3 separate regions of the Homo sapiens genome follow, and regions 1 and 3 are each linked to region 2. The links are chromatin contacts, found by Hi-C or POLR2A ChIA-PET in ENCODE. All regions are on one chromosome and are shown on one strand. The core of a region is the stretch at or near the end of the contact, and the rest is flanking DNA. Distances in the headings are between cores, read along the strand shown. Region 1 holds the start of SARNP (SAP domain containing ribonucleoprotein). Region 2 holds the start of SP1 (Sp1 transcription factor). Region 3 holds the start of MYL6B (myosin light chain 6B).

What was found. Hi-C counts contacts between places; a loop is a spot of excess contacts on that map. ChIA-PET counts read pairs that join two places held with the same protein, here RNA polymerase II (POLR2A). Pooled maps may share reads with other maps.
Region 1: a map of CD8-positive, alpha-beta T cell shows a loop between it and region 2 (14-fold over the local background). The contact joins the promoter of SARNP here to the promoter of SP1 in region 2. A Hi-C loop is called at or near these places in 1 of 168 maps with a recorded cell type or tissue (CD8-positive, alpha-beta T cell), 2 of 37 single-sample maps with no recorded cell type and 6 of 50 pooled maps. POLR2A ChIA-PET finds 5 or more read pairs at or near these places in 2 of 52 experiments (CD4-positive, alpha-beta T cell and WTC11).
Region 3: a pooled map shows a loop between it and region 2 (5-fold over the local background). The contact joins the promoter of MYL6B here to the promoter of SP1 in region 2. A Hi-C loop is called at or near these places in 1 of 37 single-sample maps with no recorded cell type and 2 of 50 pooled maps. POLR2A ChIA-PET finds 5 or more read pairs at or near these places in 1 of 52 experiments (WTC11).

What each region holds. Positions count from the first base shown.
Region 1 is chr12:55,816,164-55,819,465 of GRCh38, forward strand. It overlaps SARNP (SAP domain containing ribonucleoprotein), which reads right to left and starts at 1,561. Exons shown (of 11, transcript NM_033082.4): 1 at 1,503-1,561. The coding sequence starts at 1,538. It overlaps ORMDL2 (ORMDL sphingolipid biosynthesis regulator 2), which reads left to right and starts at 1,878. Exons shown (of 4, transcript NM_014182.5): 1 at 1,878-1,949; 2 at 2,836-3,010; 3 at 3,179-3,302. The coding sequence starts at 2,837.
Region 2 is chr12:53,378,575-53,381,817 of GRCh38, forward strand. It overlaps SP1 (Sp1 transcription factor), which reads left to right and starts at 1,602. Exons shown (of 6, transcript NM_138473.3): 1 at 1,602-1,724; 2 at 3,085-3,239. The coding sequence starts at 1,718. RefSeq lists enhancers at 695-1,195, 1,099-1,398, 1,231-1,525, 2,376-3,134 and a silencer at 1,639-2,268.
Region 3 is chr12:56,150,888-56,154,362 of GRCh38, forward strand. It overlaps MYL6B (myosin light chain 6B), which reads left to right and starts at 1,700. Exons shown (of 8, transcript NM_002475.5): 1 at 1,700-1,744; 2 at 2,986-3,205. The coding sequence starts at 3,032. LOC124902942 reads left to right here and starts at 940. Exons shown (of 3, transcript XM_047429954.1): 1 at 940-1,160; 2 at 1,519-1,744; 3 at 2,922-3,010. The coding sequence starts at 1,107. The coding sequence ends at 2,956. It overlaps MYL6B-AS1 (MYL6B antisense RNA 1), which reads right to left. Exons shown (of 3, transcript NR_186043.1): 3 at 1-98. LOC124902943 (a long non-coding RNA gene) reads right to left here and starts at 2,986. Exons shown (of 2, transcript XR_007063328.1): 1 at 2,242-2,986. RefSeq lists an enhancer at 774-853.

The sequences.
Region 1 (3,302 bases), core at 311-2,810, 2.4 Mb after region 2:
GTCATCGGGCAGCTGGTGACTTACTCCAGGGATTTCAAAAATAGGACAAATAGGAAGAAAATATTAGCTCTTCTATATATAGTTCCTTTTTATCTCATTCAAAAATTCCTTTTCTGTGTTATATTTTATAACAGTCCAGAAGTATACAATTTCTATAAGTACAGTATATATAAACAAAGTGGAGATGATTGCTCAATTTTTTTTAACTCATCACAATAAAGATCAAGAGACCGCTGATATAGTCTATGCATTTCAGTATCATCAAGTTAACAATAACTCCAGAATAACACAAAAACCCACTAACAGAGTTTAGAATCCAAGAGTAAGAAAAACATCAGTTTCACAGAAAGACTAATTGGGGTCAACTAATAAGTGACTAAAGAAGGGTCCTCTCCCTACCCTTACTACCCTTAAGCTTTCTTAACAGCAACAAAAACAAAAAAAAACTTTTCGAGCTTTAAAGGATCACTTTTCAGTTTCAGCTATATCAGCCTGGTTTGTCCAAAACATCTAATGGGAAAACTACTTGTGAAACCACAAACAGACAATTACTCAAGATATCTTAATTTACCCTAAAAGAAAATACTTTTTAAAATGTTCTTCTTTTTAATATATTTTTTTAACTTTTTTATATATCTAAGTGTGAAAAAACTACCAAGAGTCTCATAAGACAATTTAAAATAGCTTCTGTGATTCAGTGTCAGCCAATGGTAACACCAGGAGATGCAGGGCCCACCCGAGATATGAAATGGAACAGAGATAATCTTAACCTTGGAATTGTTTTTCCCAAATATTGCAGGTGTGAGTTCTCTCTGGTGGTTGGAGATGGTGTGTGAGGAAGGCTGGCGGGCCGAGAGCCGCGTGACAGAACTCGAAAACTTTTAAATCTGAGGTGTCTGTACTTCTACTATTCTCAAGACCTCCTCAACCCCAGGCTTCTAAGGCGAGACCGATCTTCTGAGAGGCCTCTCCCTGTTTCAAAATTCGGCTTGGGGCGTAATCCCACCTAGAAAAGGGGAGTGGAAGTATTTTCTGAGTGTCTGGTACCTATTTAGACAGAAATACACAAAAATGCCACCATTTGCTAACAGGGAAATCTCAGCTTCGGACGACAGACTGGAAACATCATCCCAGGGAAGAAAAACGGATCCTGGCTCCGACATGGGGCAAAAAGGAGGGACCAACTGACGTAATGCAGCCCTGAAAAGCAACGAAGAGTATAACAGGTAGAAGGCACTTACACAACCCAGTGGGGAAGGGTGACGGACGATACAATGATGAAGGAAGCAGAAATAACAAATAAATATAGCAGTAAAGCCGTGAGGAGAAATGGGAAATTAGGGAAGGCGTAGTGTGGAAGGGTGGCACAAAAGAGCTACGGCGGGAGCCGAGAAACGAAGTGGAAAAGGCTGCACGGAGAAGACGTAGGAGAAGGCGCAAGCTACCCTGTAGAATTCAGTTCCTAGAAAAGTCCAACTCAGCCCTTCCCCGATTCACGGTACCTTTAGCTTATGGAGCTCCACCGTCTCGGTCGCCATCTTGTTACCCCTCACTCCACTAGGCCCCCACCCGCGGCCTCCGCCTCCAGGAGCTCCCGCCTTAGGCGTAGAGATGCAAGGCTGACCAATCGTTGTCACTCTTGCTCCCACGCCATACCATCAGCTCTTCCCATTGGTCAATAGCTGACGTCGCTCTCACTTCTCTAGGCAGCTTGCCCCACCTCTTTCAAAAGGTGGAACTGGGAGAGGGGCGGGCACTGTATCTTGCGAACGACAGAAATGGCAACCAACTGTGCTTCTGCATTACAGACCACCAACCAATGGGTGGTGGCAGCGCTGATTCTGTTCCTCCAATAGGAAAGGGGCAGAAGGAGAGGCGTTACTTCCTGGAGACTTCAGGTGTGGTAGCCGGCGCCGCGCCCATAGCCGGACGGGGATCTGAGCTGGCAGGTAGGAGCTGCAAAGACTGTAAGGGTTGCTGAGGAAAAATGGTGGGAGGCGAAAGGGGCGCCGAGGGAGTGGTGACCTAAATACTGAGAGGGGAGCGCTGAAGGGAGCCCTGAAAAAACCGATGAACATGAGGAGGAAGCTGGGAGGGGCATGGGGCGGGCTTAAGGAACTGGCGGTGGGGCTGGGGCGGGCAAGAGCCGCTTCCTAACCAGACATCATCAGCTTTAGAGCTACCACAATTTTAAAGATCCGAGTTCAGATAATCACTGCTGCCCCTGGAGTCAGAGCCAAGGCTCCACCTTTCGAGGTATTGAGCTCAGGTCCCTTCCTAACCCAGTCCAGAAGCCGTGGGCAAGTTGTTGTCGTGCCCCACGCTTGAGAGAAGTAATGGGGATGCAGACTGTTTACATGCCACGGAGGTGAGAGAGAGGGTGGACAAGCCCCAGAGAACAAAGTGGGGACCAGAGTGAGCTTTACTCTGTCATCCCTTCTTAGTGGTTCTTTGATGATTCCATGACTTTCGCCTGGAATTCTGGGTGTACGTGACCTCTTCATGGTTATTAACTTCTTCAGCAAAGTCAGATACTCCTATTTCCCTTGCTCCCTGAAGTGAGTGCCCCAAGCCTACACATACACCTTCATGTTACAGTTGACGTGTAAAGATCAGAGCAATAATGACTATGTCTCTGAAATGTAGTGAGGACTCTTCTTGTCTTTTAAAGTTTTCCCCAAGTCTTCAGTTTTTATTTTCTGCGTGATGGGTAAGTTCTTCATTCCCAATAGAGTTCAGGGGATTGGGGCTATCTGAGAGACAACTGGGAGATAGCTCAAGAGGGGTTGAGAAAAAACTGAGCTGGACTCCTGCCTGATCCCCCATTACGGCTAGGATGAATGTGGGGGTGGCACACAGCGAAGTAAACCCCAACACCCGAGTGATGAATAGCCGAGGCATCTGGCTGGCCTACATCATCTTGGTAGGATTGCTGCATATGGTTCTACTCAGCATCCCCTTCTTCAGCATTCCTGTTGTCTGGACCCTGACCAACGTCATCCATAACCTGGTGAGCACTAAACCACGCCCTTGTACCCACCCCAGGGTTTCCCAACCAAAAGCAAAATAAAATCACCAATTGTTTGGGGATTTATGTGTTCCTTTTGGGATCTTAACATAATTCTTTGACTGAAAAACTACTTTCTGCCCCTCACACTGCCACCTTCCCTGTTCCCAGGCTACGTATGTCTTCCTTCATACGGTGAAAGGGACACCCTTTGAGACTCCTGACCAAGGAAAGGCTCGGCTACTGACACACTGGGAGCAAATGGACTATGGGCTCCAGTTTACCTCTTCCCGCA
Region 2 (3,243 bases), core at 352-2,851:
TCTCAGCCTAAATGTCTTCACTTATAAAATACATAATATAGCTGATACTTAATAAAATCTTCCTTTTAAGGATGACATGGAATACTAACTGCCTCCCTGACTTAGGCACCTAACACGGTAGGCAGTCAGCAATCACTTCACCTTTTTACCTGTTTAAAGCAGCAGAGGCCTCAGTTCTTACCTTCAAAGGGCTTAAAATAGTTTAGGAGAATTCACATTTTAAAACATAAGAACATATAAGCAGGTGACAACATATAAGATACAAATACTGAAGGACATGACCTCATCGTGTCATTGACAAGCTATTAAGGCCGGCTCCACCAAAACACGGATAAAGAGGAGGCCAGAAATCCAGGTGCCTGCAGTAAAGTTTCTTAACCTTCGTGATTGCAAAAAGCTGGAGCTCAGCTATCTTGCTTTATGCATAGGCGGTATTTACTATTAAGGGGGAAAAAATGGAAGTGACTTATCCGCACTTTAGCCTCAAGGCTTGAAAAGTTAACCAGTCGTTTAAGTGGTTAGCGCCTTTGTCTGGGGGAACTTAATAAAATCGCGTTTTCTGGAGTCTCACGGAGACTCTGCATATTGGTCAGCTCAGTATTAACTTATTCGGTGAGTGCTGTCACCAGATCTCGTCCCGCCTGCATTCCCAGGGCTTGCAGCGACATTGAGGCATCTGCCCGCCTGTCCGACCACCCGGGAGGGGGGTAAGATTTGAGAGGTACTTTATAGGGGCAGTTAAATGAAGACGCAAACAAGTCCTAGTGTTGATGCGGAACTGCGCGCCGAATGCCTTGGCTCTGACACCTGTTGAGCTGCAGGACTCCGCTAAAGCGTCCCACCTAATGACTGTAACAACGTCCCCTGAGGAGGGCCAATATGGCGACGGTCTCCTCTTGGCATAGCCCTCTTCCCTCCCTCATGATGGGCAGCTCCAGTAACGCCCATTGGCTAACTAGGAGGCGGTGCCAGGCCTACTTCGTCCCCTCATTGGATTGAATAACTGAGGGAGCCGCCAATTCTCCTCTGCCACTCCAAGTTTCCGCCCTCAGTTAATTCGGCGTTTAATTGGCTTTTAGTTCACGTCAATATGCGTCCTTTCCTGTCTCTTTTCAGTCTAACTCCAATCATAACGTTCCTGGCTGCCCGCCTGATTTCTGATTGGTTTTAATCAGCTTCATCCTCTCCTATTCCTGCCTACTTCTTACCTCTCCGCCCACTAGGATTTTGCCCAAGCATATCCCGGATTCTGGTTGGCCGTTGTTCTGTCATTCCTATCAAAGCTTTGCCTATCCCTACGTCTCAGGGAGCCCGCCTGCCGGTTGACTGGTTTCCTTCCAAGCCAATCATCTCCAGCTCCCGCCCATCTTCACTTCCTGCATCCTTCATTGGCTTTTAACACTGAGAGGGCGGTCTTTTTAGGCGGACACCAGGCACGCAACTTAGTCTCACACGCCTTGGAGAGCAAGCGAGTCTTGCCATTGGATAATTCCACCGTCTTTCTTCTGCAAGTCCCTCCTTTCCCCCTCCCTCATTGGGCGGGGCAGCAGAGAAGGGGCGGGGCCTAGGTTGGGCTTGTGGCGCGCTGCTCCCTCCTCCTTACCCCCCCCTCCCTGTCCGGTCCGGGTTCGCTTGCCTCGTCAGCGTCCGCGTTTTTCCCGGCCCCCCCCAACCCCCCCGGACAGGACCCCCTTGAGCTTGTCCCTCAGCTGCCACCATGAGCGGTAAGGATGAGTCCACTCCAAGCTTAGGGGTGGGAGGCGAGTGAGGGGGCGCGCGCGAGGGCCGACCGGGCGATCCCCGCCGTGAAGCGGGGGCGGGCGGGAGGCGGCGGCGGCGGCGGCCTAGGTCCCGCCCGGGGCGGAGGGAAGGGAGGGAGACGGGGCAGTGGCGGGGCCTCCGAGGAGGAGGGGGATGGGCCGCCCGCCCCGGGGGAGGGGGCAGCGTGGCCTCGCCCGCCCCCTGCCCGCCCCGGCCACGGGGGACGGGCCTTACCCCCCACTACTCGGCCGCCCGCCTGAGGCTCCTCCCGCCGGGGGCTGGAGCCGCGGGGGCGGCCCGAGCAGCGAAGGCCCCGCCCGGGCCAACCGCCTGCCTGGTCCGCCCTCTGGTCGCCGCCTGCTCCAAGGCCCTCCTCCCCCCACTTTCCGTAGATTTCCCTTCCCCCCCGCCCCCCACCGTCCCGCCCTTTCCACGCCCCTCACCCCGAAACCGCCCTTTCCCTCAGGGCCCGCCCTCCGCCCCGAAACCTTCTGACTACTAACCTGTAGATCCCTTTAGTTCCTTAGCAGTATTCACAAATGTTTTTCTACTCACACTTTTTACTTCTTTTTCCCCTCTCGTTACTTTTCACACTTGGATTTTTGTTTGTCTTTTTTTTTTTTTTTTTTTTTGAGACGGAGTTTTCGCTCTTGTTACCCAGACTGGAATGCAATGGTGCGATCTCGGCTCACTGCAACCTCTGCCTCCCGGATTCAGGCGATTCTCCTGCCTCAGCCTCCGGGAGTAGCTGGAATTACAGGCATGCGCCACCACACCCGGCTAATTTTGTATTTTTAGTAGAGACAGGGTTTCTCCATGTTGGTCAGGCTGGTCTCAAAACTCCCGACCCCAGGTGATCTGCCTGCCTCCGCCTCCCAAAGTAATGGGATTACAGGCGTGACCACCGCGCCTGGCCTCTCCATCTCTTTTAAACTTAATTTTAGCAAGCTTTCCATGCACCCACATGTTGTTTTATGCCTTACCTGTCCTTTTCCTTTTTTTCCCTTAGGATACTTTTTCTTATTTAGAAACTCTCACCATGCCTACCGTCCTTCACATTTCCTATCCCCAAAGCACTTTTTGAATGTTTTCTTAGTTTAATTTTGTACAAGGGAGAATTAAGGCCCACTTTTGGCACATTGAACCTAGTTCATGTCCTGCATGCCCTGCAGCTCCCCTCTGCCCTCCAATCCATTTTCTTTATACTGGTGGCTTTCGCCTTCCTGTTAGTCATTGCTATTTCATCATAGCCTCCTTTTATCCTTCCTACTTCATTTCTTTTCTTCCCTCAAGTTTACGTTGTTTGTTTTTTAATTATTTTAGACCAAGATCACTCCATGGATGAAATGACAGCTGTGGTGAAAATTGAAAAAGGAGTTGGTGGCAATAATGGGGGCAATGGTAATGGTGGTGGTGCCTTTTCACAGGCTCGAAGTAGCAGCACAGGCAGTAGCAGCAGCACTGGAGGAGGAGGGCAGGTAA
Region 3 (3,475 bases), core at 450-2,949, 2.8 Mb after region 2:
CTTAAAAATGTATTCCTTCTTCCTCTCCGTCTCTTCACAACACCTATTGATCCTTACTTCATTGATGTAAAATGGGGAAAATATCAGCGACCTCATACCTTGGGAAGATTAAAGGAAAGTTATTTAACAAAAACTTATACAGCACTTATGCTGTGCCAGGCCTATTCTATTTTACACTTTTTTTTTTTTTTGAGTTGGAGTCTCACTCTGTCACCCAGGCTGGAGTGCAGTGGTGCGATCTCGGCTCACTGCAACCTGCCGGGTTCAAGTGATTCTCCGACCTCAGCCTCCCAAGTAACTGAGATTACAGGCGCCCGCCACCAGGCCCAGCTATTTTTTTTTTTTTTTTTTTTTTTTTTTTTTTTTGTATTTTTAGTAGTGACAGGGTTTCACCATGTTGGCCAGGCTGGTCTCGAACTCCTGACCTCAGGTGACCCACCTGCCTCGCCTCCCAAAGTGCTGGGAGGTGTGAGCCACCAAGCCCGGCCCTATTTTACCAATAATAACACTTCGAATCCTCCGAAGAGCCCTATGAGGTAGGTACCATTATCATTATTTTACAGATGAGGAACTGAGGCCCAGGAGAGATAACTAAACCTGCTGAGGGTCACTAACTAGGACCTGGTAGAACCAGGATTTAAATCTGAGTAGGCTGTCTGAACCCCATCCACTTGAGCACCCTCTGAGATAATTTAGCCCCTTCACCGGTACGAGATCTATGGCGGCCTCCAGAAATGGTTGCTAACTTACTATTATCGTTATTTCTGTCGTACAATTCATTTCTACCTTTCCAATAAACTTTCCCCAACCAGTGAACCTCACTTACTGCCCATAAAGTTCACCTGTGCCTCACCACCCTGCCATCGCCCGAGTTTTCTGCTCTGATCTAATCCTCACACGCCTGTGCAGCACCAGCTTCCAACACCAGGTGCACCGCCAGGGTATTTACTGATCCAGTGAGTGAAGGTGGGCCCGGCCGGGCTGGTTCCCATCCTCTGATCAACGCCTAGGGGAACCAGTGAACTCCAATGCTGACCATAAGAGTTTCAGAAAGTAGGGCTGGAAAGCCCAGCCCTCCGCTCAGAGACCTGTGAAGATCGAGGAGGATGGCGCATATGCTGCCGCAGGATGGAAACCTCGATCAGAGAAGGCTGGGGCAGGTGACTGGGCTTAATTGCAAATTTTAACATTTACTTCAGCAACCAGCTCATTAAAAACAAACTACTCTGAGGCCTCTTTTTTTTCTACCAAACCGCGAGAGGAAGCAAAAGAGAGTGCAGCGGTTCTCCCCGGGGCCGTTAAGTGCTTCCAGCTATCTGACCTCCACGCTGCCTGCTGCAGCCTCAATCTTTCCCCAGGTTCTGAGTTCTTTCAGCAGTAGGTCCAGGAAAACAGCCGCCCCGCCCCCTCCACCTCCCGAGACTAGGAGCCCGCCAGGGTTAAGTAGGAGGGATACCCTAGGGGCCCCGCAGGGTTTTTAGGGTTGGGGTGGATTGGAAATTGTTCATTGCCTTTCAGTTCCGGGACATAAAGCGCGCTGGAAGGACACTGAGTCACCAACCACCGCCATGGGCCGGAAGCCACCGCCCTCGCGTCAACTGCAATCTAGAGCGCGGCGCATCCCGTGAGCCCGCGGGGAACTACGACTCCCGGCATGCTCCGCGGCCACCGGAATTAACCCTTCAGGGCTGGGGGCCGCGCTATGCCCCGCCCCCTCCCCAGCCCCAGACACGGACCCCGCAGGGTGAGTTTTTGGGGGCTGAGGAGGGCCATTTTCTTTAAGATTTAGTGGGGGTGCGTGAGTGTGTGTGTGTGTGTGTGTGTCGTGTGTGTGTGATGTATTTTGTAAAAATGGGACAATTTGCAGTCATGAGATTCAGACGCTGTTTTGCGAATGGGAGACCCAGCATCAACCCCGGGGCCTAAGTGGAATCACTGCTATCTTCCTCAGAATGCTACCTAAATCCTTTCCTAATTTACCCCAGAACAAAAGTAGCCTGCAATCCCTCCCCACTCCCAAACGCCCCCCAACTTGGACTCTCTCCCAGCGCCCCTGGCAAGGTTTGTGACCTGGCCCCTGAGTCAGGATTTTTATTATACCCCTGGTTGTGGGGTGAATACTCATGGAGCCATAGGAGCGCCCACATCCTCTTGGATTAGGGAATTTAAGCCGTCTCCCAGAGCCTGCCCTTCTCCTCAGGTGCCACCAAAGGGTCCCCACAGGTTCAGCAAGCACCCTACCTTTTGTTTGTCTTGAATGACCGTGGGCTTGTGGAAGGTTTCTTCCATGGAAGAATGGGTAGCAGATGTTAAACCTGATCTTTGCCCCCACTCCTGCCCCTAAAACAACACTGGGCACAGGAGACAATGAGGGATGTCATACTCCTGTTTTTATGACTATTCTTCCTTTATACTGTGAATAGTTCCAGTTCTTGGCTGGGTGGGGGCTCAGGAACTACAAGTATTAGGGATCATTAGACTCTAAGGTTAACTACCCCTGCTCTTTACAAAGCCATGGTCAGAAGGGAGTGGAGGGGCTGGGCAGATGGGCTTCTTGTTTTTGTCATTGCTCCCAGACCACACTTTAACTTGTTCCAGTTCACACAAGCCTCCCTGGCTGCTACCCCTCACCCCACCCTTCAAGAAGACTAAAGCTGCTGGATCACCTGCTTTGCCTCACCACCCCCATCTCAGTGCCACTGGCAAGCATCCTATCCTCACCCTGGAGGTTAACTACCTCATTCTGGGCAGTCTCTGGCTTCCTCCCCTACCCCTAAAGGAAACATTGTTCTTTTCTGGTCAGCCTTTGGGGATAAGGGGACAGAGGGAAGAAGACCTTGGGGCAGGAGTCCTGAACCATAGGAGGCCAGGGGAGTGAGGGCAGGCGGTTATATCTCTCCTCTACCTCATCTTTGCCACAGCCAACTGGCTCCCTGCCCCTGCCCCCGCCCCTTGACATCCCAGACTCCCTGGCTATTTAAACAGAGATGGGTGCCCCCATCCGCACACTGTCCTTTGGCCACCGGACATCATGCCTCCCAAGAAGGATGTTCCCGTGAAGAAACCAGCAGGGCCCTCCATCTCCAAACCTGCTGCTAAGCCAGCAGCAGCAGGGGCTCCTCCAGCCAAGACCAAAGCTGAGCCAGCTGTCCCCCAGGCCCCTCAGAAAACCCAGGAGCCTCCAGTCGATCTCTCCAAAGTGGTGGTGAGTCTCTGGAAAGTGAAGATAGAATTGGAGGGGGTGGTTTGAGGGTGGGATACAGCCTAGGGGATTAGGGGGTATCTAGAAGGTAGGGAATCAGTGAGCCCTGGAATGAGATTGGGGCTTTCCCTTAGTCCCCCATTTGGAAGCATCCAGTCTTATGACTCTGCTGTTGTCTTTGCTGTTCTCTCCCTCTAACCTATAATCATGTGTGTACAGCACATACACACTCACTTACCCCCTGCTGGAGGCAGGGACTCTTAGATGGGGAAC